2 separate regions of the Homo sapiens genome follow, and region 1 is linked to region 2. Evidence: read pairs that join two places in POLR2A ChIA-PET (ENCODE). Cell type or tissue: IMR-90. All regions are shown on one strand. Each heading gives the region's core, and the rest is flanking DNA. Links, peaks and the distances in the headings are about the cores only.

What was found. ChIA-PET counts read pairs that join two places held together with the same protein. Peaks named below come from ENCODE experiments on the same cell type or tissue, not always from the same donor. Only the 100,000 strongest peaks of a DNase experiment are listed, where the experiment ranks them.
Region 1: POLR2A ChIA-PET joins it to region 2 with 5 read pairs; 2 of 35 experiments call an interaction of 5 or more read pairs at or near these places.

Annotation. Positions count from the first base shown.
Region 1 is chr11:109,536,214-109,547,372 of GRCh38, forward strand. No RefSeq gene overlaps it. Among named protein-coding and RNA genes, the nearest start is that of C11orf87, 120 kb to the left of the region's middle. In IMR-90, for the core only: no CTCF peak of the experiment used is centred there; no DNase peak of the experiment used is centred there.
Region 2 is chr11:108,687,835-108,698,993 of GRCh38, forward strand. It overlaps DDX10 (DEAD-box helicase 10), which reads left to right. Exons shown (of 18, transcript NM_004398.4): 7 at 1,102-1,228; 8 at 4,042-4,204; 9 at 5,682-5,766. It also overlaps the pseudogene RPS2P39. Among named protein-coding and RNA genes, the nearest start is that of DDX10, 28 kb to the left of the region's middle. In IMR-90, for the core only: no CTCF peak of the experiment used is centred there; a DNase peak (open chromatin) is centred at 6,237; H3K27ac peaks cover 232 bases.

The DNA.
Region 1 (11,159 bases), core at 2,861-6,860, 850 kb after region 2:
AAAAATTTTTTTCCCATAGAGTTGTTTGAGCTCCTTGTACATTCTGGTTATTAATCCCTTGTCAGAAGGGTAGTTTGGAAATATTTCCTCCCATTCTGTGGGTTATTTACTTTGTTGACTTTTTGAAGCTTTTAAACTTGATGTGACCCTATTTGTCCACTTTTGTTTTGGTTGCCTGTACTTGTGGGATATTACTCAAAAAATCTTTGCCCATCCAGTGTCCTGGAGAGTTTCCCCAATGCTTTATTTGGTTATTTCATAGTTTGAGATCTTAGATTTCAGCCTTGAATCTATTTTCATTTTTTTTTATGGTAAGGGATAGGAATCTAGTCTTATTCTTCTGCGTATTAATTTTCAGTTTTCCCAGAACCATTTATTGAAGAGACTGTTCTTTCCTCATTGTAGGTTTTTGACACTTTTCTCAAAAATGAGTTCACTGTAGTTGTATGGATTCATTTCTGGGTTATTTATTGTATTCCATTGGTCTATATGTCTGTTTTTATGCCAGTGCTATGCTGTTTTGGTTACTGTAACTCCATAGCGTAATTTAAAGTCAGGTAATTCCTCATTCTTTTTGCTCAGGATAGCTTTGGCTGTTCTGAGTATTTTGTGATTTCATACAAATTTTAGAAATATTTTTCCTATTTCTGTGAAAAATGTCATTGGTATTTTGATGGGGATTGTATTGAATCTGTAGACCACTTTGGGTAGTATGCACACTTTTAACAGCATTGATGCTTTCAATCCATGAACATGAAATATCTTTCCCTTTCTTTCTGTCCTCTTCAATTTCTTTCATCAATGTTCCATAGTGTTTATTATATAGAGATCTCTCACTTTTATGGTTAAGTTTATTCATAGATATTTTATTTGTAGCTACTATAAATGGAATTTCTTGATTTCTTTTTCAGATTGTTCACTGTTGGCATATGGATATGCGGCAGATTTTGGTATGTTGGTTTTGTATCTTATAGTTTTACTGAATTTATTAGTTCTAATAATTTTTTGGTGGAATCTTCAGTTTTTTCCAAATATAAGATCATATCATCTGCAAACAAGGCTAATTTAACTTCTTCCATTCCATTTTGGGTACCATTTATTTTTTTTCTCGTCTGATTGCTGTAGATAGGACTTCCAGTACCATGTTGAATAATAGCGGTGGAAGTGGACATACAGCCTTGTCTTGTTCCAGATCTTAGAGGAAAGGCGTTTCATTTTTCCCCATTCAATAAGATACTAGCTATGTATCTGTCATATATGACTTTTGCTGTAGCGTAGGTCTGGTGTTGATGAAATCCTTCAGCTTTTGCTTTTCTGGGAAAGTATTTATTTCACCTTCATGTTTGAAGGATATTTTTGCTGGATATACTATTCTAGGGTAAAAGTTTTTTCCTTCAGCACTTTTTGTTTTGTTTTGTTTTCTGAGATGGAGACTTACTCTGTCGCCCAGACTGGAGTGCAGTGATGTGAACTCGGCTCACTGCAACCTCCACCTGCCGGGTTGAGCAATCCTCCTGCCTCAGCCTCCTGAGTAGCTGGGATTACAGGTGTGCACCACCATGCCCAGCTAATTTTTGTATTTTTTTGGTGGAGAGGAGGTTTCACCATATTGCCCAGGCTGGTCTCGAACTCGTGACCTCATGATCCACCCGCCTCAGCCTCCCAAAGTGCTGGATTACAGGCATGAGCTACCGCACCCAGCCCCTTCAGCATGTTTAATATGTAATGCCATTCTCTCCTGATCTGTAAAGATTTCCACTGGAAAGTGTGGTGCCAGACCTATTGGAGCTCCTTTTGATGTTTTAGGATCCCTTCTTTATCCTTGACCTTTGGGAGTTTGAGTATTAAGTGTCTTGAGGTAGTCTTATTTTGGTTAAATCTGCTTGGTGTTCTTTCTGTACTCATTATATCTTTCTCTAGGTTTGGGAAGTTCTCTGTTTTTACCCCTTTGAATTAACTTTCTACCACAACTTTTCTTTCTAGCTCCCCTTTAGGGCCAATAACTCTTAGAATTGCCCTTTTGAGGCTATATTCTAGACCCTGTAGGCATGCCTCGTTCTTCTTTTTTCTTTTGTCTCCTCTGACTGTGTATTTTCAGATAGCCTATCTTCAAACTTGCTAGTTCTTTTTTCTGCTTGATCAATTGTGCCCTTGAGAGGCTCTGATGCATTCTTTAATATGTCAATTGAATTTCTCAGCTCTAGAATTTCTCCTGGATTCTTTTTAATTATTTTAATCTCTTTGTTAAATTTATCTGACAGGATTCTGAATTCCTCTGTGTTATCTTGAATTTTGTTGGACTTTCTCAAAACAACTATTTTGAATTCTCTGTCTGAAAGGTCACAAATCTCTGTCACTCTAAGATTAGTTACTGGTACCTTAGTTTGTTTGATAAGGTCATATTTTCCTGTATGCTTGTGGATATTATTTGATGTCTTGGCATTGAATCCTTAGGTATTTATTGTAGTTTTCAGTCTGGGCTTGTTTGTACCCATCCTTCTTGGGAAGGATTTCCAAGTACTCAAAGGGAATTGAGTGTTGTGATTTAAATCTTTGGTCACTGAAGCCATATGTGCAGTAGGGGACACCCACGCCCAGCAGCACCGTGACTCTTGAAGGCTTGTAGAGTTACCACCTTGATTGATCTTGGGTGTGATCTGGGAGAATTCCCTGTATTATCCAAAAGAGTATTCTTGTTCTCTTCCCTAACTTTCTCCCAAACAAATAGAGTATCTCTGTGCTGAACTGCCTGGAGCAGCAGAAGAGGTGACACAAGCACCTCTGTAGCCCCCACAACTGTGACCGTGCTCAGTCAGACCTGAAGTACATCACTGGGTCGCATCCAAGGCCTGCAGTGAGCACTGCCTGATTACCACTGATGTTTACTGAAGGACCAAGGGCTTTTCAGTCAGCAGGTCATGAATCTAGCCAGGCTTGTGTCCTTCCTTTCAGGGTGGCAAGCTCCTCCTCGGTCCAGGGGAGGTCCAGAAATGCTGCATGCGAGCTAGGGCCTGGAGTGGGGAATCTTAGGAATCTACTTGGTGTGCTCTATTCTACTGAGACAGCTCGCACCCAAGCCATAAGACAAAGTCCTTTCCACTCTTCCCTCTCCTTTCCTTATGCAGAAGAAGTCTCTTCCCACAGCCACCACAGCTCCAGGCCCACAGTTAAGTACTACTTGGCTACTCAAGGCCCAAGGGCTCTTCAGTCAGCTTGTGGTGAATGCTGCCAGGCCTGTATCTCTCCCTTCATGGCAGTGGGTTTCCCTCTGGCCCAGATTGGGTCCAGAAATGCCATCCAGAAGCCAAGGCCTAGAACTGGGGAATCCAGGAGCCCACCTGGTGCTCTAACTCAAGGCGGCCAAGCTGGTGTCCACACTGCAAGACAAAGTCCCCTTTATTCTTTCCTCTCTTTTCCTCAAGCAGGAGTCTCTCCCCATGACCACTAAAGCTGGGAATGTGCTTGGTCACACCTGAAGCCAGCAAGGCCCTGTGTCTCCCCCAAGACCCAGGGTGTGAGTACTGCCTCAGTACTGCTGATGTTCATTTAAGGCCCAAGGGCTCTTTAGTGAGTAGGTAATAGATCCTGCCAAGACTGGGTCCCTCCCTTCAAGGCAGTGGGTTTATTTAGGATTCCAGGGCACTTTATCTCATGGTGACTGAGAACTGGACCTAAAGGCTCTAGCTAGGGCTGGCCTAAATGCTCCCACCATATGCACCACATGAGTTCTGCCCTGTGGTTCTTTCTGCTATGACAGCGCAGCACTGACTTCCAGTGCAAGTCCCACTGCACTCTCCCTCCCCTAAGCACACAGATACACAGTGGCCCTCCATACCATGTGGCCACTGCCAGGGCATGGGGGCGTGGTGATGTCAGCAATTAAAGACTCTCTTTTCCACTCTCTTCAGTGCCTCTTTTCTTAATACAATGTTAAAACCAGATAATGTGATCGCTCATCTGATTTTTGCTTCTTATGAAGATTTTTTTGTGTGTGTGGATAGCTGTCCAATTTCGTGTTCCTGTCCAATTTGCTCCAATCACTGCAGGCTTCTATTCAGGCTTCTATTCAGCCATCTTGCTCCTTTTTTTGTTGTTGTTGGTCACAGTCTTTTGTATTTGTCTATGTACAAAGTTCCAAATAATCTACAAAACAATTCCTAGAACTACAAATAAATTCAGCAAGGTGAAACTACCTCTGGACAAATTATGACAGTGAGAAAAATCTGACATAGGAAAATTATGACCATGAAAGAAATCTGACTTAACTGACTCCATCTTGCCTTTAACCTCTAAGCTTCTCTTGTTCATTCCTGGGGATAGGCTGAACTAACTTTAGGAGGAATTCAGTTTATACTTTAACTTTGAAAAAAGATAATAATAGCCCCTCCACAGACAAATCCCCTCCTTGCTTAGGGACCAGACTTCCTTCGTAAAACTAACAAGTTAGCCATAAGATTAGAAATTATGGCTCAGGAGACTTAGACTCCCACACAATAATAATGGGAGACTTTAACACCCCACTGTCAACATTAGACAGATTAACAAGACAGAAAGTTAACAAGAATATCCAGGAATTGAACTTAGCTCTGCAGCAAGCAGACCTAATAGACATCTACAGAACTCTCCACCCCAAATCAACAGAATATACATTCTTCTCAGCACCACATCAAACTTATTCCAAAATTGGCCACATAGTTGGAAGTAAAGCTCTCTTCAGCAAATGTAAAAGAAAAGAAATTATAACAAACTGTCTCTCAGACCACAGTGCAATCAAACTAGAACTCAGGATTAAGAAACTCACTGAAAACCACTCAACTACATGGAAACTGAACAACCTGCTCCTGAATGACTACTGGGTACATAATGACATGAGGGCAGAAATAAAGATGTTCTTTGAAACCACCGAGAACAAAGACACAACATACCAGAATCTCCGGGACACATTTAAAGCAGTGTGTAGAGGGAAATTTTTAGCACTAAATGCCCACAAGAAAAAGCAGGAAAGATCCAAAATTGACACCCTAACATCACAATTAAAAGAACTAGAAAAGCAAGAGCAAACACATTCAAAAGCTAGCAGAAGGCAAGAAATAACTAAGATCAGAGCAGAACTGAAGGAGATAGAGACACAAAAAACCCTTCAAAAAATCAGTAAATCCAGGAGCTGGTTTCTTGAAAAGATCAACAAGATAGATCGCTAGCAAGACTAATAAAGAAGAAAAGTGAGAAGAATCAAATAGACACAATAAAAAATGATAAAGGGGATATCACCACTGATCCCACAGAAATACAAACTACCATCAGAGAATACTATAAACATCTCTACACAAATAAACTAGAAAATCTAGAAGAAATGGATAAATTCCTGGACACATACACCCTCCCAAGACTAAACCAGGAAGAAGTTGAATCCCTGAATAGACCAATAACAGGATCTGAAATTGAGGCAATAATTAATAGCCTACCAACCAAAAAAAGTCCAGGACCAGACGGATTCACAGCCTAATTCTATCAGAGGTACAAGGAGGAACTGGTACCATTCCTTCTGAAACTATTCCAATCAATAGAAAAAGAGGGAATCCTCCCTAACTCATTTTATGAGGCCAGCATCATCCTGATACCAAAGCCTGGCAGATAAACAAAAAAAGAGAATTTTAGACCAATATCCCTGATGAACATCGATGCAAAAATCCTCAATAAGATACTGGCAAACCGAATCCAGAAGCACATCAAAAAGCTTATCCGCCATGATCAAGTCGGCTTCATCCCTGGGATGTGAGGCTTGTTCAACATATGCAAATCAATAAATGTAATTCAACATATAAACAGAACCAAAGACAAAAACCACATGATTATCTCAATAGATGCAGAAAAGTCCTTTGACAAAATTCAATAGCCCTTCATGCTAAAAATTCAATAAATTAGGTATTGATGGGACGTATCTCAATATAATAAGAGCTATTTATGACAAACCCACAGCCAACATCATACTGAATGGGCAAAAACTGGAAGCATTCCCTTTGAAACTTGGCATAAGACAGGGATGCCCTCTCTCACCACTCCTATTCAACATAGTGTTGGAAGTTTTGGCCTGGGCAATCAGGCAGGAGAAAGAAATAAAGAGTATTCAGTTAAGAAAAGAGGAAGTCAAATTGTCCCTGTTTACAGATGACATGACTGTATATTTAGAAAACCCCATCATCTCAGCCCAAAATCTCCTTAAGCTGATAAGCAACTTCAGCAAAGTCTCAGGATACAAAATCAATGTGCAAACATCACAAGCATTCATATACATCAATAACAGACAAACAGAGAGCCAAATCATGAATGAACTCCCATTCACAGTTGCTTCAAAGAGAATAAAATACCTAGGAATCCAACTTACAAGGGATGTGAAGGACCTCTTCAAGGAGAACTACAAACCACTGCTCAATGAAATAAAAGAGGATACAAACAAATGGAAGAACATTCCATGCTCATGGATAGGAAGAATCAACATCATGGAAATGGCCATACTGCCCAAGGTAATTTATAGATTCAATGCTATCCCCATCAAGCTACCAATGACTTTCTTCACAGAATTGGAAAAAACTACTTTAAAGTTCACATGGAACCAAAAAAGAGCCCACATTGCCAAGACAATCCTAAGCCAAAAGAACAAAGCTAGAGGTATCAAGCTACCTGACTTCAAACTATGCTACAAGGCTACAGTAACCAAAACAGCATGGTACTGGTACCAAAACAGAGATATAGATCAATGGAGCAGAACAGAGCCCTCAGAAATAATACAACACATCTACAACCATCTGATCTTTGACAAACCTGACAAAAACAAGAAATGGGGAAAGGATTCCCTATTTAATAAATGGTGCTAGGAAAACTGGCTAGACATATGTAGAAAGCTGAAACTGGATCCCTTCCTTACACCTTACACAAACATTAATTCAAGATGGATTAAAAACTTACATGTTCGACCTAAAACCATAAAAACCCTAGAAGAAAACCTAGGCAATACCATTCAGGACATAAGCATGGGCAAGGACTTCATGTGTAAAACACCAAAGGCAAAGACAACAAAAGCCAAAATTGACAAATGGGATCTAATTAAACTAAAGAGCTTCTGCACAGCAAAAGAAACTACCATCAGAGTGAACAGGCAACCCACAGAATGGGAGAAAATTTTTGCAATCTACCCATCTGACAAAGGGCTAATATCCAGAATCTACAAAGAACTCAAACAAATTTATAAGAAAAAAAACAAACAACCCCATCAACAAGTGGGCAAAGGATATGAACAGACACTTCTCAAAAGAAGACATTTATACAGCCAAGAGACACATGAAAAAATGCTCATCATCACTAGCCAGAGAAATGCAAATCAAAACCACAATGAGATACCATCTCACACCAGTTAGAATGGCAATCATTAAAAAGTCAGGAAACAACAGGTGCTGGAGAGGTTGTGGAGAAATAGGAACACTTTTACACTGTTGGTGGGACTGTAAACTAGTTCAACCATTGTGGAAGTCAGTGTGGCAATTCCTCAGGGATCCAGAACTAGAAATACCATTTGACCCAGCCATCCCATTACTAGGTATATACCCAAAGGAATATAAATCATGCTGTTATAAAGACACATGCACACGTATGTTTATTGCGGCACTATTCACAATAGCAAAGACTTGGAACCAACCCAAATGTCCATCAACGATAGACTGAATTAAGGAAATATGGCACATATACACCACGGAATACTATGCAGCCATAAAAAATGATGAGTTCATGTCCTTTGTAGGGACATGGATGAAATTGGAAATCATCATTCTCAGTAAACTATCGCAAGGACAAAAAACCAAACACCACATGTTCTCGCTCATAGGTGGGTATTGAACAATGAGAACACATGGACACAGGAAGGGGAATATCACACTCTGGGGCCTGTTATGGGATGGGGGGAGGGGGGAGGGAAAGCATTAGGAGATATACCTAATGTAAATGACAAGTTAATGGGTGCAGCACACCAACATGGCACATGTATACATATGTAACAAACCTGCATGTTGTACACATGTACCCTAGAACTTAAAGGGTAATTTAAAAAAAAGAAAGAAATTACGGCTCAGGAGTCATGCAACTAGAGGCCAAAAGATTCCTAACCTCTCTAATTGCTCCTATGAATACCATTACAATTGTAAAACCCAAGATTGGTGTTTGAGGTATTTTTCAGAACCTGCATTCTGATGGATTATCTGATGCCACACAGACCAGTAAACTGGCTCATCTGATCTTGTGATCCCCACCCAAGAGCTGACTCTGCGCAGGAGGACAATTTCAACTTTCTGTGAGTTCATTCTTGATCCAACCAATCAGCATTCCCTGGCCCCATGCCCAGCAAACTCTCTTTAAAAAACTCTAGCCTCTGAACTTTCAGGGAAGATGATGTAAGCAATAATGAAACTTGGCCGGGTGTGGTGGCTCACGCCTGTAATCCCAGCCCTTTGGGAGGCCGAGGTGGGCAGATCACAAAGTCAGGAGTTCAAGACCAGCCTGGCCAACATAGTGAAACCCTATCTCTACTAAAAATACAAAAAATTAGCCAGGCATGGTGGTGAATGCCTGTAATCCCAGCTACTCAGGAGGCTGAGGCAGGAGAATCGCTTGAACCCAGGAGGTGGAGGTTGCAGTGAGCCGAGATCATGCCATTGTACTCCAGCCCAGGCAACAGTGCCAGAATCCGTCTCAAAAAAAAAAAAAAAAAATAGAAAAAGAAAAAACCTCCGGCCTCCCATTTAGTCAGCTCTGTGCGTATTAAACCCTTTCTCTATTGCAATTTCCTTGTCTTGATAAATAGGCTCTATCTGGGTAGTGGGTAAGATGAACTTGTTGGGCAGTTTCAAAGGTCAGAAAATGCAGATAAATACACAAAAATTAGTTGCATTTCTATGTGGTAGCAATGAACAGATGGACAACAAAATTAAAAATGCAACCCTACTTAACAATCAAGAAGTAAAGAAGAAAGACATAAATACTTAGGTATAAAACTAACACAATATGTATAGAATTTGTATGTTGAAGAAAACAAAACACTAATGAAAGAAATTAAATAAAATCTAAGGATATGGAAAGACATACTGTGCTCATGGATTTAAAGGCTCAGAATAGTATAAATATGTCAATTCTTCCCAAAGTGATATATAGATTTGATAGCTGTCCTACCAAAATCCCAGCAAGGCTTTTTTTGTAGATATAGAAAATGTTCTTTTAACATTTAAATGGAGAGCCAAAGGAAATATAGTAACTAAAACAATTTTTAAAAAGAAGAATAAAGTGGGAGGAGTCACTGTATCCTATTTCAAAACTTGCTGTACATACATTAATCAAGACTATGTAGTACTGGCAGAATAGACATGTGGATCAATGGAGCAGAATAAATAACCTAGAAATGGAAGAACCCAGAAGTAGACCCATATAAATATGCCCAACTAATTTCTGGCAAAGGCACAAAAGCGCTCCAATGGAGGAAAAATAACCTTTTCAGGAAATGGTGCTGAAGTAATTGAACATCCATAGGCAAAAAATAAAATAATAATAAATAAAAATAAAATAAAATTGAACTAAGTCTTACATTTTATATAAAAATTTACTCAAAGTGAATCATGAACTTAAATTTAAAACATAAAACTATAAAACTTTTAGAAAAATGACTTACAGGGAAGGGAGAAGGGATCAAACAAGGGCCTTGGGATTAAGGTCTGCTCAAGTTTGGAAAAGAGTTAGTTCCTTAAAAAGTTAATCATAGAGTCACCATATAGCATAGCAATTCTACTCCAAAGTATCTACACAAAAGAAACAAAACATATGTTCACACAAAAACTTGTACATGAATCTTCATAACAGCCTCATTCATTATCACCAAAAGGTATACCAACAACCAAAATGTCTATTAAATGATAAATGGATAAACAAGCTGTGGTATATCCATTAAATAGGATATTATTCAACTATATAAAGAAATAAAGTGCAGATTCATCCTACAACATGGATAAAGTTTGAAAACATTATGTTAATTAAAAACACAGGCACAAGGGTCACATATTATATGATTACATTTATATGAAATACCCAGAATAGGCAAATTCACACAGGCAGAAAGTAGATTAGTGACTATAAGAGGGCAGGAGGAAGAAAAGATGGAGAGTGACTGCTAACAGTTATGAGATTTCTTTTAGAGAAATTAAAATGTTCTAGAATTTAGTAGTAAATTCCATAGTGGTGACAACCATAAAAAATCTTAGGAATATACTGAAAAAACTGAACTGTACACTTTAAAGGGATAAATTTTGTGCTATGTAAATTATATCTAAATAAAAAAACCACATATGAAACTACTATATGACCCAGAAATTGCACTTATGAGCATTTATTCTAGAGAAATGAAACCTATATTCACACAAAAACCTGCACGCTAATGTTCATAACAGCTTTATTCCAATATCCCAAACTGAAAACAACCTGGTATCCTCCAATGGGTGAACGGTTAATCCACTCACTGTGGTACATCCATACTATGGAATACTACTGGCAATAAAATAGAAGGAACTATTGATATATGCAACCCCATGGATGAAACTCCAGAGAATTATGCCTAGTAAAGAAAGCCAATATTCAAAACTTACATACCTCATAATTCCATTTATATAACATTAGTACAATGACAAAATTGTAGAAATGGGGAGTAGATTCGTGATTGGTAGAGGTTCAGAATGGGGAAGGGAGGTGTAGGACAGAAGTGGATATGACTATAAAAGAAAAACATGTAGGATTCTTGTGGTGGTAGCAATATTTTTTCTATTGACTGTATCAATGTCGATATCCTGGTTGTAATATTATACTATAGTTTTGCAATATTTTACCATTTAGGGAAACTAGGTAAAGTATACATGAGATATCTCTATTATTTTTTACAATTGCATGCAAACCTATAATTATCCCCAAATTAAAAAGCTTAATTTTAAAAAACAAAAAAGAAATCTCTGAAGTCAGTCTCTGGAGATATTTGCCAAGTAAAATTCAGTGCAAGAATGGTAACATTCTAAAACATAACCATGACCTGCTATCTCTCTCTCTCCCTCTTCCCACCTGTCTCCCTCTCTTTCTTA
Region 2 (11,159 bases), core at 4,152-8,151:
TAAAACCAGTTGACTTGTAGTTTTTGGTTTGTCTGTCCCTCCTCCTTTTTTCTTTCACTGTAAACACAGACACACATGGGTGGGCATGTATATGGATATATAATGTATAGCCCCCTGATAAATAGTACCAAACTATCTGTACTATTCTGCCCCTTACCTCTTTCCTTAACAGTGTGTCCTAGACATCACTCCTCAGCAATATATGGATAGAATCTTCATTCCTTTTTTACAGTTGCATAATAATTAATGTATGTGGCTGTGTAATTGTTCATACTGCAAGTCCCTACTGATGGACATTTGGGTTGATTTTCATCATTTTTTGCTTCATAAATAATGCCATATATTTGTGTGTGTGTATATGTGTGTGTTTAAAACCAGAGTAATGTTGGAATAAAGTAGGTTTATTAATTCAAAGAGTAAATGCATGTATATTTTTCTCCAACATTTTATAATGAAATTTCAAACATATGGTACATTGAAAGACTTCTACCATAAATACCTTATACCAAACACCTAGATACTATCTAATGGTAGCATCCATTTACTTGCTTTCATCCATCCCTTCTATATTAACCCATTTTATTTTTGATGGATTTCAGGGTAAATTGCAGATATCTGTATTCTCTCCAAATACTTCAGCACACGTATTACTGAGAGTTTAATATTTGAACAGATTTTTTTTCTTTTGGCATAAAATTTGTGTACCATGAAATATGAAAATTGTAAGTATACAGTTGAATTTGATGAATGTGTATATCTCAGTAATCTAAAGCCCTAATGAGATGTGGAATACTAATCAGCCCAGCAAGTTCTCTTACACCTCTTCTTAGTTAATCCTTGACCCTGCATTTTTAGAGGTAATCACTGTTCTTGTCATGCTTTGTTTGACATTGATTTACAAGGGATTTTGAATGTGTTTTAAAGTAATGTGTTGAATTTGTTTCCTAAGGGACAATAGAGAAAAATTCTTTTTTTGGTGTATGTGTGTAGGAAATTTGCTTGAGAGATGTGCCACTATTAAAACTTGTTTCCTTTTTTGGTCTGGATTTCAGTTACTTACATGACATATTCTAATGTTTTTCTTTTCCGTAATTCCACAAGCACCCCTGCCACTTTGGAACAGAACTACATAGTCTGTGAGCTGCAGCAAAAAATAAGTGTGCTGTATTCCTTTTTGAGAAGCCATCTGAAGAAGAAGAGCATTGTATTTTTTTCCAGTTGCAAAGAGGTATTGGCTGTTTATTTTGCTTTCTGAACGTATGTTGAATGTCCCTTTTGAAATGGCAAATCAATTAGACAAATTATTATATTGTACGAGAAGTACAGTGCTAGGTGTGGTGAGGGATCTTTCGTGTCCTTGTTGCAAAGGAATCCGTGGCTGAGACTTTCAACTCCACAAGGACAGAAACTGTGTCTTTTCTTAGGTATTATGTTAAGTGCTAACAATACTGGAAATGTAGTCCTCAATAAATATTAGTAGAATGAATAATTGTTATCCAAGCTAAGCAGAGGTCTTTATAATCTGATACCTCCCTTACCCTCCAAGAATATGGGAATGAATATACCATTTATTTCCATGCCGTATATCTTTGTTTATGCTGATCTGTCTGGAATGCCCTCCCTGCATCTCTTCATCTAAATCTGGGGAAATACTTACTTTGAGGCTAAGTTCAAATGTTATGCCTGAAAGTCCCTTTCTGACACTCCCTTTTTAAAGAATCAGTTGTTCCCTCCCCTAACCTTCTGAAGTGTTTTGTTTATATCTTAGTTAATAAACACTTCTTGAACACTAGCCCTGTGCTAGGAATAAAGAATAAGGATTTCAGAGATGTCTAAGAGAACTTTGTCTCCTCTCTTAAGGAGAAGGGACTACGGTCTTTGTGCATGTGTGCGTGCGTGTGCCTCTTCTCCTGTACTATATTTCAGATTCCCAATGACTTAATAGGGAATGTAGTAGATCAATTCTAGATTTACAGCTTTTGCAATAACTTTCCATGATAAATATGTAGATGGGTTTCTCTCTAGCTTATGGGAAGTTAAGTGGTGATCTGATGCTGTTGTCTACTGAACCTTATTTTACCATGTAAAGAATGACTTCAGCCTTGGTGCGGTGGCTCACGCCTGTAATCCCAGCACTTTAAGAGGCTGAGGTAGGAGGATTGCTTGAGTCTAGAAGTTTAAGACCAGCTTGGGCAAGATGGCGACACCCTGTCTTTAAAAAAAAAAAAAAGACTTCAGTTTTTCAAGGACCGATTTTAGATTTTCAAAGCTTCCAGTCTCCTGGGAGCATTCCTCAAGGCAACTTGGAAGTGTATCCTGAGCAGTAGCCAACAACAAAACAATAAACTTCACATCTCCTAAAGAAGAGTTAGTTGGTTTTGGCATCTAGGTGCTAGGAAATGATTCTGAAAGTTCTATTTAAAGTTCTGTTTAAAGTTTCTACTCTTTAGAGTAGGAGATGGCATCAAAGGTGGCCTTGGCATAGTTGCCCAGGGTGGCAATGCAGCCTCTTGGTCGAGGTATAGCAATTGTCAATACCCACCATCAGCAGCAGCTTCTTGGGCATGGGGCTGAGATGATACCAGTGCCTCCTGAGGTGGGGATAAGTCTCACCAGCACAGAGAGGGTCTGTCACCCTGCAAGGGCTGGTGAGCTTGCCGATCTTGTTCCCCAAGTAGCCTCTTGGCACAAGGACAATGGAGAGCTTGGCCAGGATAATGGCTCCTCAAATGGCAGTGGCTACCTCCTTGGAGCACCTGATACCCGTATCAGTGTGGCCATTGTAGTCCCCAGTGGCAACATGCCTTGAATCCAGTGCGTTGGCCAGTGTGGGCCACTTTTGCGCCATGTAATCTTTGAAACCTCATTCTTGAGAGATGCCCCCAGGAAAATGTCAAGGACCTCAGACTCCTTGATGGGCAGGAGAAGAGATAGATCTCCTCCAGGGACTTGGTCTTCATGTCCTTCACCAAGCAGCACAGCTTTGTGACTGGCATCCACCCCTTGGCTTTGCCTCAGTGGCCTTGGTTGCAGGTGCTATTGCTGAAGCCTCCATCGAAGCCTCTGTGGTTTCCAATTCCTTGTCCCGTGGACCCTTCCGCTGCACCAGCATCATCTGCCATTTGATGTTTTCTTGGAGAAGCTGTTTTTACATCTTTACGAAAGAAAGGCCTAAGTCCAGCTATCTCTGATACTTGCCTGATATATTGTCCCAGAATCAGAACCTCCCTGGCAGTAGCAAATTGCATTTGAGAAAGTGAATGGCTAGTGATTGGGTAACAAGCAATTCACTTGGTTTCCCATTCTTTACTGTCAGCAAAATTGAAGAGAGACTTTAATGGGGTCTTTCTCTTTAATTGAGCGACTGGATCACCAAAAATTATTTGGAATAATCCATTATGACTTTTGGCCTATTTTATAGGAGCTCAGAATTAAACTTCCTTTGAGTTTGTTTTATTTATGTGAACAGATTTTAACCCCCATATTAGAGAAAATAAAATAATGCTGAACTCTTTTCAGTCTAGTAATCCATAGTATCCATTTATGGGTACAAAAAGAGAACCAGAACAATTAGCTCTATATAGTCCCACACATTGAGATATATTTACAATGTTTTTATTTATGTCTAACAGTTTTTTAAATCAAATCCCAACATATTTCTTGGTTTGATCAGTTCTGTATTACTAATTATTTTAATAATTGCTGAGTCTGAGAGGAAAGTTCAGTCAGCCTATGGCCACAGGAAATTAAAATAAGTTTTTTCTTTTGTAGAAAATGAGTTATGATAACATCAATAAAAGGCTTTCAAGCTTCAAACTTAAGATGCAATTCTGTGACGTTAGGAAATAGAAATGTGAATTAAAGGAGGGAAGGAAATTAAATTGCTTGTGATTAAATAAGAGTTTCTTTACTTTTTTTACTTGGTTGGAATTGGGTATCACATTGCTCTGCTGTTGAGACTCTGTGGGATACGTTGATAAGAGAAAAGCTTTATTGCTGCCATCTGCCATAAGCAAACTTATTCTTCTGTTGATGCCCCAGGTCCAGTATCTGTACCGAGTGTTTTGCCGGCTACGTCCTGGTGTTTCTATCCTTGCACTCCATGGTCGACAGCAGCAAATGAGAAGAATGGAAGTCTATAATGAGTTTGTCCGTAAGAGAGCTGCAGTACTCTTTGCTACTGATATTGCAGCCAGGGGTCTGGGTAAGAAAACTTCCTATCATGAAATTTCTGTGATTGTGTGAAATGTAATTTGCTTATAAAGTATATTTTGGGAAATCTGATAGACTCAAACACTTGGGTTTCTTTTCTTATTTTGTAAGAGAAAAGTAAGTAGTAAATTGGTAGCAGTTGACTAACATTAAGGATGTATCAGTGAAAATTTCCACAGTATTTGCATCTTTTTTACTATTTCATGATAATCACACCATAGAATCCTGAGGAACCTACAAAATCAAAGGGGGTTAAAAGTTTAAAGATATGAAAACAATTCCCATTTCTTTGAAAATTGGAAACTTGTTTATAGATACTGAACTCATTTAACAAGAAAAATCAGTGAAGTCCATGTTTTCATCATTCTAATTTTTATCTGATAAATAACTACATTTAGCGTAGTTAAATTTATTTTCAAAACCTGCTTTGTTGATTATACAACTCCTGGCTTTGTGGGAATGGGACGGGGATGGACGTAACTAGAGAGGAAAACTAGACTTAGGAACAAAGGGTGAGAATAAATAGGTGATAATTTGAATCCTTCAGTCACTTAATTTTATTGTATTGTTAATTACAGCAAATTTGAAGCATAAACAAAAGCTGAATATGTTTAATCTACCCTCATATACCCAGCTTTAACAATTATCTTTTTCATAATCCTCCCCCTGTCCCTCTTGGAGTACTCTAAAGCATATCTCAGATGCCATATTTATTAGTATAGGCTGGAGTACAGTAGCATGATCATAGCTCACTACAGCCTCGATCTACCAGGCTCAAGTGATACTCCCACCTCAGCTTCCCCAGCAGCTGGGACTACAGGCATGCGCCATGCCTGACTAGTTTTTATTTTACTTAATTTTTTATTATGCTTTAAGTTCTGGGGTACATGTACAGATTGTGCAGGTTTGTTACATAGGTATACATGTGCCATGGTGGTTTGCTGCATCCATCAACCCGTCATCTACATTAGGTATTTCTCCTAATGCTATCCCTCCCCTAGTCCCCCACCTCCAGACAGGCCCCAGTGTGTGATGTTCCTCTCCCTGTGTCCACTCTTCAACTCCCACTTATGAGTGAGAACATGCAGTGTTTGGGTTTCTGTTCCCGTTGGTTTGCTGAGAATGATGGTTTCCAGCTTTGTCCATGTCCCCATTAGAAGTGGTGCTTTCGGGTTATTAAATATTAGGGTATTTCACTGTTTGTCCGACACAAAGCAATCTGTCTCTTCCGTGTCAGATACGAAGTAATCTTCATATTCAAACAGTCATTAATTTTAGTTCATTTTGTCAAGAGAAATGTTTACTATCTCTTGGTTCATGCAATTAATTTTATTTTTAATAGAGTTCATAGATGATATCCATCAGTTTGATGTGATGAAAAGTCCTGGCAAGCAATATTTTAAGATAAAAATAGTGCAGCAGGGCAGATCTTGCAACCAGTTTCTTAACTTCACATCCCTTCTCTGTAGATTTCCCGGCCGTGAATTGGGTTCTTCAGTTTGATTGTCCTGAGGATGCCAACACATATATTCACAGAGCAGGTAGAACTGCCAGGTAGGTGTACTGACTAATTTCTTTTCTTTTGCTACTATCTAAATAACAAAGCATGCTTTTCCAACTGCAGATAAACGAAGAAAGGAATCAGGTAAGTGAGTGCTGGTTTGGCATTTTGTGGTGTGAGTTGACAGCTACTGTAAATCATTATGGCTAAGACTTGATTAGTGCTGCAAAAAATCCATAAAAATCTTATTTTAGTTTGTTTAAACTTTCTTGTACTTTACTTTTCAGCAAAACTGCTCATTGAAAGTCATCTCATTGAATCCTAATGACCTGTCAGTTAGGTCTAGGACTGCAGTAGTCCTCACTTATCCTCAGGGGTTATGTTCCAAGGTCCCAGTGGATGCCTGAAATCTCAGTACCAAACCCAATATATGCTATGTTTTTTCAGTCTAGTAACTGAGACAGCTAAGTAACAAGTGGGTGGGGTCTTAAGCGTGCATATGCTGGACAAAGGGATGATTCACATTGTGGGCAGGACACAGTGGGATGGTGTGACATTTTATCAGGCTACTCAGAAGGGTGAGCAATTTAAAACTTATGAATTGTTTATTTCTGGAATTTTCCATTTAATATATTTAATATTTTTTGGGCCTTGGTTGACTGGGGGTAACTGAAACCACAGAAAGCGAAACCACAGATAGAGGGGGGACTACTTACTGTATTATTAAATCCCTATTTTCAGGTGAGGAAACTGAATCTTTGAGCAGTTAAACAATTTGTTCAAAGATCCACAGAGCCAGGATTTGAACCCAGGCAGTCTGGCTTATCTAGTCTAGATCTTGTGCTCTTACCTTCTAAAGTATAGGCTAATAAGAGGCTAAGTGATTTGGAATCATAGATATCTCTTTTTCCTTTCTTCCTAGTTCAGGAAACAGAGACATTGCTGAAGACCACTCCCTATCTCTCCTTCTTCCTATACTCCCCACTTCCTCCCAAAAGTATCCTATGTTTGCTCAAGAGGTATGAGGAACTGTCTAGAAAAGAATGTAGTAGGCTGGGCATGGTGGCTCATGCCTGTAATCCCAGCCCTTTGGGAGGCCGAGGTGGGCGGATCACGAGGTCAGGAGTTCAAGACCAGCCTGAGCAACATGGTGAAACCCTGTCTCTACTACAAATACAAAAAAATCAGCCAGGAGTGGTGGTGTGCGCCTGTAGTCTCAGCTCCTTGGGAGGCTGAGGCAGGAGAATCACGTGAACCCGGGAGGCGGAGGTTGCAGTGAGCCGAGATCGCACCACTGCATTCCAGCCTGGGCGACAGAGTGATGCTCTGTCTCAAAAACAACAAAACAAAACAAATAAAAAAAAACCATAGTAAAGTCAGTCATTTGGAATTAAGTGGCATAGAAAGGTATATGAATGAATCAAAAAGGATTACACAATCTGTCATTGCTGTTAAGCTGTAGCAGCAAAGCTGGGAGGTATACATTCTTGGTGGAATTGTAAATGGTTAACATTTTTCTGGATAGCATATGGTAATACTTATTAACAACCTTACAGTTCTTGTTTTTGTCTTAGTAATTCCACATCCAGAAATGGATCTTAAGAAAATAGAGAGCTGAATAAAGTTTCAATGTACATTTGTCTTGCTGATGTTTGTAGTGTTTAAGAATTGGAATTTATTATGATCTTTAGATTATGATTATGGTTAGCCACAGATGGACTATTTATTCAGTTTTACATTTTTGCTCTGTTTTCTTTCTCATCAAAACTGGATGATTGGGTATTTATCATATGGATTCCAGGATTGGTCTAACTGGACCAATGGTTGCTTCCAATTTCATGCCACAAACTCTTCTCAAAACTTTCCCAGGGATGTGAGGATCTTTAGGCCCGAGCACAGACTGTCCTGTTTGGCAGGCTTGCTTTACCACCTGCCCTGTGTCCACTTCAGCAAGTGGCCCCAAGTATGAAAGTGTACGCTATCCCTTGCTTACCTAGGAAGTCCCCTTGGCGTTTAGTTCTTTTAGATTTCTATACATTTATATTTTTTGGGTAGCTTTGAAGAAAATTTTTTTGTTTTTGTTTTTATGTGGTCACTTTTTGTTTCAGCTGAAGTGAAGGTTTTTATGTCTTTTTATAGCCTAGCAAGAAATAGATCTTCTTAAAATTCTATTTAATTTTCATAAGATGTTTGAATGTATGAGTGTTTAAGTGTTTTTTTTTTTTGTTTTTTTTGATTGATTCATGTTTATCCTGTGGGCCATCTTTAAACGTGGTTTATAATAAAAATGCACTCAAATTAAATGTGCTTCTTTTGACCAGCATGAAAGAAGGGAGAGAACAGTATAATAATGAAAGACTATTTAAAAATAGGATTTATGAATTAGTGGGTTCAAAAATAAGTCTTTTAATTGCAATTAATGATGTAGTTTTAAACAAGCAATGCAGTTAGGATTAGGTTTTGTATATGATACTGTACATTTAGACAAACTTGTTTTTAGAACTTTCTTTCTTCTTGGAACTAACTAAAATGGGACATGGGTAGAATAGTTGCCTGTTCTCCATTTTTATGAGGGGGTAGATGGTGCCTCATTGGTCTTTAATGTATTGAGTACATGGTTTTTGTTTTGTTCTGTTTTGTTTTTTTTGAGACAGAGTGTCGCTCTGTCACCCAGGCTGGAGTGCAGTGGCACAATCTCAGCTCACTGCAACCTCCGCCTCCCGGGTTCAAGTGATTCTCCTGCCTCAGCCTCCCAAGTAGCTGGGACTATAGGCGCGTGCCACCACACCTGCCTAATTTTTGTATTTTTAGTAGAGATGGCGTTTCACCATGTTGGCCAGGTTGGTTTTGAACTCCTGACCTCAAGTGATCCGCCCGCCTCAGCCTCCCAAAGTGTTGGGATTACAGGTGTGAGCCACAGTGCCCGGCGAGTACCTGTTTTGATTGTCATTCATAGTGAGTATTTTGGAAAGTCATCAGTGGTGGTTGGTGGAATGACCTTCTCCACTGTTATTCTCCTCAGTAAATGTGTAGTTGTGTAAATTTTTACATGTACCTGTGCACATATCTGCATTCTGTGCTCCTGTGGGCCTCTGGATAGGCAGGGTTGGATATGGTATCTCACAAGTGCATTGGGCCAGGGGTGTAGGCGCTTTTTATTTTTATTTTTTCTTTTCCTTTTCGATATCTTTAATATAGTGTATTCTTTAATGTGATTATTTTCATATGTATTACATTCTTTTTAGATGTGCCAGTGGTATTGATGGGGACAGGGCAGACTGATTCATAAATAGAATACATTTAGCAGTAAAATTCTCCCTATATGAAGATTATTGGACATGTCAATATAAATCAGGAAAAGATTCTAGAGGGGGGAATATTTCAAGGTTCTTGGTTCCTAGAGAAGTTGTTGAAAATTTTATGTAGTTGAACATGCCGTGGTGAACATTAAATTGGGTCTTAATGACTGAGGAGATGAAGAGGAGTTAGAACAACATCACATTATTGTGTCTGAAGAGAGAGAATACTAATCTGAAAAAAATGTTTTAATGTAATTTTTAGTATGGTCGTTAACTTTTAAAGCACAAGCCTGTTTGACCTTTTGTAACCAATTAAAAGTATTTTTACTTGACTATTTTAGATGTATAGTATGTGGAAAGGTTTAGCATATATAATGCTTTTTTTTTTTTTTTTTTCTGGCAGTTTAAAACTTGCCAATAATGGGCTTAAAGATAATTAGAAAGTTTTGTGGGCCATGAGACTGAATAATTGAATTGAATAAAGGCTAAATTAAAATTAGAATCTAATTAAAATCCTGTGTATTTGGCTGTAATTAAGACCAAGTTGCCAGATAGTGTTTGCTTTTGCAATTGAACTATAATATATCGATATAGGAAAACAAATTCATTAGCAAAATAGCTAAGATTTGGGGAATCTTTTTTTCTTTCCATATTTTAGCTAAAAAAGTGATTTGGGTACTTTTGTCTTGAAGTACCTAATTCTGTATTAATTAATTTTACCTTTCTAAATTCCTTTTGATCTATAGCAGTTGAGAAATTTCCCTGTATTTTCCTTAACCAGCACACCCCTTTTAACAAAATGATCTCCTTTAGAGATAAGTGAGGCCAGGTATATGAATATAGTTTTATAATGCTCTATCCTGTGATACATTCTGTCACTTTAAAAAGCAATTCTCTTTAGGGCTTATAGTTCTTTTGGTACAAAACCAAGCTCTTCCAGTTTTTATAAAAATGTCCAGTTGAAAGTAGAAAATATTTGGGAATGGAAAATAGACATCAGATATTCTCAACTTTAAAAAATGTTTTTATTTGGGGAGGGTAGGGGAGGGTTGTGGGTAGAAGATGGGCATTTATATATAACTATTTTTTTCCCCCAGAATAGTAGAAGATAAAATAATTTCAGCAATATTCTAATTTAGCCTTATGTGCCTGGCTACATTTTGTGGCGCTCAGAAATTCTGTAACATAAGGAGCAGAATGTGATTCCACTAGGGGACAGCAGAGGCCAAACCTTAGCATTGCACACTCACTGGCAGCAGCTTAGATCTTAGAAAAGAGGAAGATGGCCACTAGTTAAAATCTGTAATAACTTCTGAAGAGTTCATGGCTGGTTGTGGGAGAATACTGGTACTTTATGGAATAGCTAATGAGAATTTTTTAATAGTGTCTTTAATTGGTTTGTGAATTGAAATAATAAAAGTAAAAAGACAGTTTTCATGAGCATTAACTTTCCAAGGCTTACCATGTGTACCTTAGATATAAGATAGGAGCAATCTTTGTTAGTGAAAATGATTTCTTTAATTCCTTTAGCTTACATTTGTGAAGGTCTGCAGTCTGCTCCTCGTAGATAGTGGCTGATGCTTCTTTACGTGACCTGCTTTTGTTGGTATCTATGATTTAAAGGTTGCATAAAAGGTCACAGCAAATTTATTTTGCATCTTGAAGCAATGAGGAGCTGGGGGAGAGTATAGCCAGTATGGCTGTAGGAGTAGATAAGGAGGGCTGATATTTCTTAGGAGTCTATTTCCCAGGTACCCTTGGGAGTATTTCTTAGGAGTCTGTTTCCCAGGCACCCCTTAGGAATAGGGGTGCCCCCACTTTATTCTCCTGTCTAGTCAATACAGCAGGCACAGTGTTCCTTCTAAAACATAAGTCGGATTATATCACTCCTCTGATGGCATACCATTTCACTCAGAGTGAAAGCCAATGACCCCCTGGGCCTAAACTATTCATCCGTTTCCCCCCAGTTTGCTAGTATTCTCCCCTTGTTCTCTATGCTCCGTACTGGTCTTGCTGTTTCTTTTATGTGCCAGGCGTGCTTTTGCCCGTAGGGCCTTTATACTGGTGCTGTCTCTTTTCTGCTGGAATGCATTTTCCTCAAGTATCCACATGGCTGTCTTCCTCACCCTCCCCAACCACTCCTTTTA